Linked DNA regions of Homo sapiens: region 2 is linked to region 1. A link is a loop called in an ENCODE intact Hi-C map of the cell type or tissue named here. Cell type or tissue: spleen. All regions are shown on one strand.

Evidence for each region. A loop is a pair of places that touch in the nucleus more often than their neighbours do. Peaks named below come from ENCODE experiments on the same cell type or tissue, not always from the same donor. Only the 100,000 strongest peaks of a DNase experiment are listed, where the experiment ranks them.
Region 2: it touches region 1 in a loop (5-fold over the local background); 9 of 110 quality-filtered maps call a loop at or near these places.

What each region holds. Positions count from the first base shown.
Region 1 is chr15:50,914,061-50,916,560 of GRCh38, forward strand. It overlaps AP4E1 (adaptor related protein complex 4 subunit epsilon 1), which reads left to right. Exons shown (of 21, transcript NM_007347.5): 3 at 1,388-1,511. Among named protein-coding and RNA genes, the nearest start is that of AP4E1, 6.6 kb to the left of the region's middle. In spleen, no CTCF peak of the experiment used is centred here; no DNase peak of the experiment used is centred here.
Region 2 is chr15:51,191,456-51,193,955 of GRCh38, forward strand. All of the region lies in intron 1 of MIR4713HG (MIR4713 host gene), which reads left to right. Among named protein-coding and RNA genes, the nearest start is that of MIR4713, 49 kb to the right of the region's middle. In spleen, CTCF peaks have their summits at 1,442 (motif pointing left) and 1,654; a DNase peak (open chromatin) is centred at 1,406; H3K4me3 peaks cover 618 bases; H3K27ac peaks cover 1,350 bases; H3K27me3 peaks cover 1,638 bases.

The DNA.
Region 1 (2,500 bases):
CTGCCCTCCTTGGCCTCCCAAAGTGCTGGGATTACAGGAGTGAGTCACTGTGCCCAGCTAGTGTTTTGTAGTCTTAATTAATGTGTTAATGAATTAACTTTTACTGCTTTAAGCACAAGTGACCTGAGTTAAATCTCATTCCCTTAAGATTTTCCTATGGTTTCTCTTTAAATTCTTTATATTTACATTAAACATTATTATCCTTGCTTTCAAATATTCAATTTTACTGTTTCCTGAGCATTTTGTTATTTAATAATCCTGTAATATGCTAACCCTAGTTAATTTTGACATATTAAAATAGTCTATGTGGACGGGTGTGGTGGCTCACACCTGTAATCCCGGCAATTTGTGGGGCTGAGGTGGGTGGATCATTTGAGGTCAAGAGTTTGAGACCAGCCTGGCCAACATGGTGAAACCCCATCTCTACTAAATATACAAAAATTAGATGGGCGTGGTGGCGTGCACCTGTGGTCCTGGCTACTAGAGAGGCTGAAGCATGAGAATCGCTTGAACGTGGTAGGTGGAGGCTGCGATGAGCCAAGATCTTGCCACTGTACTCCAGCCTGGGTGACAGAGCGAGACTCTGTCTCAAAAAAAAAAAAAAAAAAAAAGTCTGTGAGCTTTTAGTTATTTTGAAACACATTTTATTTATATATTTTACTTCTGATTAAGATTTTCCATAAATATTGAGAATGCAAATATCTTAGTGATAAAACAAATTTTTTAGCATCCCTTAAAAATTTTTGGCTTGCATTGAAGATATTAAAAGACCCCATTAGAAAACTAAATATTATTACAATAGCTATGCCATTAATGAAATCATGCCCCTCAGTTTATAATTGTGAGTTATTAAAAAAGAGTGCCTATAAAGCAAACTATTCCATATTGTACTTAGCACAATAATTCTGAAGAAAATCTAGGTGCAATTTGGTTTTCCAATGTGAAAAATATTTTTGTTACAGGAATTATTACCAACTTGTGGGAATTTTATGGATGTTTTCATTTGACAAAGTCTACTAAAATTATGTGCTGTATTTTAGAAGCCAAGTAAAATGACCATGATGAAATCTTGTGTGAAGACCCCATGTATCACATTATAACCAAATTTTTCACTAGGGACACATAGAAACAGCTACAGTTGATTTATTTTATAGTAGTGCTACTAACAAAATAGTGAAATAATTTTACTAAAAGTAATACTGTTGGTAAGTAAGATCAGGAGCAATTTTTATTTATAAAGTCTGATATTGGGTGATTAATTTGTAATATATATGTTATTTCTTCAGCACCAGGATTAAAGGATTCTCCTTTTAAATTATGAGAACATAGTTAAAACAATCTAAATATTCTGTTTATTTATACAGCTACTGGATATTTTGCTTTTCAGAAAATGATGAAGGAATGTATGGTGAGACTTATATATTGTGAAATGCTTGGATATGATGCTTCCTTTGGCTATATTCATGCAATCAAGTTAGCCCAACAAGGAAACCTCTTAGAAAAAAGAGTAGGTATGTATGTGTTTTAAGACTTTGATGCTTTCATGTTGTCCTTGAAGTTGCATCTATTATACAAAATGAATGATGGCATGTATATAGTATGTTTTTAGAATACTGTATTATAATTTCTAAAACTTTAAAAGATCACACTTCAGAAAGTCAAAGCCATTTATAGGAAATCAGTTTTCCTGATGCATAGCATTTTGGAGTTAAAGAGAAGACTAAAGATTTCTTGCTCTTGTGATGGCGGTTAGATGACTATATATGTCAGAACTCATTGAACCATACACTTAAATATTTTTTGTATATAAATTATATGTCTATAAAGCTGACTTTTTTGTATATAAATTATATGTCTATAAAGAGCTCTTTTTTTTGTTGTTGTTGAGACAGAGTCTCTCTGTGTTGCCCAGGCTAGAGTGCAGTGGCGGGATCTCTGCTCACTGCAACCTCTGCCTCCAGGTTCAAGTGATCCTCCTATCTCAGCCCCCTGAGTAGCTGGGACTAAGCTGTGTGCCACCATGCCTGGCTAATTTTTGTGTTTTGTTTTTGTAGAGATGGGGTTTCACTATGTTGCATAGGCTGGTCTTGAACTCCTGGGCTCAAGTGATCCACACGCCTTGGCCTCCCAAAGCGCTGGGATTACAGGTGTGAACCACTGCGCCTGGTCAATAGAGCTGATATTAAGAAGTCTGTTTAACCTTATTAGTTTAATGGTCAGAAATGCTTCTTTATAGAATAAAACTGAAATTTATTAAAGTAATTTTAAATATCTTGTTCTTAGCTTCTCAAATGTTAGCTATGAGGATTAGCAGTGTCTTAAAAAAATTTTCTCTCTATAGTCAACCTTTAGGGCTGTTAGGAAAAATTCTTTTAAGCAATTAAATATTCTATTCATAAATGTTCAACTTTATATCAGAATCTCAAGAAGGAAGTATTTTAGAATAGTAAAGGTTAGAACACGTTCTTTATTCAGAGAAGTTGATAATGTCATGTCGTTA
Region 2 (2,500 bases), 280 kb after region 1:
TGGCCGGTGAACCTGGACACTCAGCTGTCCAGCCAGCTGACGCTGTGACTTTCTCCCTTCAGACACTCAGTTGTGTTTTTCCACTCCGGAAACAGTGATTTCTACCCCCTGCCCTTCTCTGTCTCTTGATGGGAAATCTATCGCTAGTTGGCCTCGCTGTCCCTTGCTCTGCTCCTGAAATGGATACTAAAAGCAACTTATTTCTGAACCTGTGCTTTTCAGCTCACACTTCCACATCGTCCCTTTCTTTTGTCCCTTTCTTTTCTTCTCTGCCCGCATGATGGGCTGGCCCTTGGCAAGGTCTTTACTTTCACTGTGTTTTCTTTCTTTCCCCAGAGTCTCCGATCCTGTCTTTCTCAGAGGTGTTTTCATTGTTGCTGTTTCTCCTCCGTCTCTCATCCCCTCAGGCCTCGTTAGTCACTTCCTTACCTGTAAATATTTTTTTTTTTTTTTTTTTTTTTTTTTTGCCGGTGGTTGGGGGGGAGGTGGGGGAGGGGGGTTAGTGGACTTCCTTTCCCCAAAGTGCTCCGCTCTGACTCCCATCAGTAAGGCAGCAAGCCCAGACCCGTTAGTGGCCTTCCTTTCCCCAAAGTGCTCCGCTCTGACTCCCATCAGTAAGGCAGCAAGCCCAGACCCCGGCATGGAGCAGGTCAGGCAAGAGATGTATGCAGTGACTTAATAAATAAAATAGAATGGAATACGAGAACCAACAGAAAAGAAGCATGTAGAGCCGCTGGTCCTGAGGATCAAAAGAGCAGCAAAGATAGGCCTTCAGCTTTGGTGCTGAGCTTCCTCATAACAGGGGCAATCAAAGAAATAAGAGATTACAGTGTTGATAATAGATAAATGATAGAAAATAATTGTAACATTTTTGAAGGAGCGTCTTATTAATTTTTCTGTCTTCTAAACGCTTGTTTGGGTCAGGGCCTTAAGCATAGTAGATGCTCAATAAATACTTGTTTAAAGGATGAGTTAAAAGTAAAATCACGTATTATTGCTGGCTAATATGTATTGAGTACTTACTACATAGCAGGAAATTTCTAATTTGTTTCACCCAACAACCCCAGTAGGTGGGCACTATGGTTCTCCGCTTTTTCAAATGTGGAAACCACAGAGTAACTTCCCCAAGGTCACAGCTCTTCAGCGACCAGGTTATGATGTAAACTCAAGTGCCCGGATTGGAGCCAGCCACTAGGGAATCTGAAATGATGGAGCAAATGAGCATTTAGGGGTATTTTCATTTTACCAGACAGTAATACCAACCTGACTGGCTTTTTACTGCTGGCCCCTGGCAGGCAGCCCAGTTCAGTGAGCAGCCCTGCTAGAAACCAAGGCAGGCAGGCTCCCCTCTACCGGGAGCTGCCCGGCTTCAAAGCCGGTAAACCTTTTCCCTATCTGCCCCCTGCTGGCGGATGTGAGCATAGCAGGGCTCTCTCCCGACTCCTTGCAAGAGCACCCTGGAAAAGAGAGCGAGGCTGAGTGAAACCCCGGCTGCTGCTTGGGCTTCCGTAATTGTAGGGGAGTGGTGAATTGCCATAACCCCAAACTGGGACCTGGGCTCTGACATATAGGAATGTCTTAGGATGGGCTGGTTAAAATTGGTTGCTCTCCTGGCAAAGCTAGTTTGTGTAGTCACTGGATGTGGGGTGGAAACAGTGGGGCTTGGGGGAGGACGGTGGGGAATTAGAGATCATCTTTAAAAGCATTGGAACACCATTCAGGGGGCTCTGGGTTCTTGTCCAAGGGTCACCTACTCCAGCGGCAGGTATCCTGTCTGAAGCTGTGTCCTAATTTGTAAAAGGAGGCATTAGACTACATGACGTCTAATGGTCCTTCGATCTGAAATCTCTACCTGTAAGCTCTTTAAAGATTCCTCTAAGCAGGTCTCCTCGCTGGATCTCACATTCTCTCCCCAAAGGTCTTCCCCAGTGCCCATACCACATCTCCAGCCCTGCTCACCTGCATCCCCCTGTGGCCAGACAACTTGCTAACTCCAGCTGCCCACCCTGACCCCCAACCTGAGCCAGCTTTGTATGAGGTCCCCAGGCCCTGTTCACTAAGAATGGGAATCTTATGGTTCAGAAAGAAACTAGCCTGTGCTTCTTGGTCTTGAGGCCAGTTTGCCTCTCACTTCCTGACAAGTCCAAACCCAGGACAGCTGAGACAGCGAGAGCTATCAAGAAATGAGGGGAAGGGAGCTGCCGGCACTTTCTGTTGAGCAAATGGCTGAAGTTCCCAGAAAAGCTGGAGCGGAGGAACTCTGGGGAGGCACATAAAGTTGTTGTGGTCCAGGAATGGATGCCTGAGGAGCCCAGAAATTCCCAAGGGAAATGTTGTAGGGGTCGGAGTTCCTGTGCCAGCAGGGGTGGGAGGTACAGCCAGCCGTACGTGACTATTGCTATTAATGTGACCTCATGTTCAACCCTGGTGTTTTCTAAAGAAACAAGACTTTCCAGAGAATTTTTGTATTTATTTTGGGGCACCCATATATACACATATA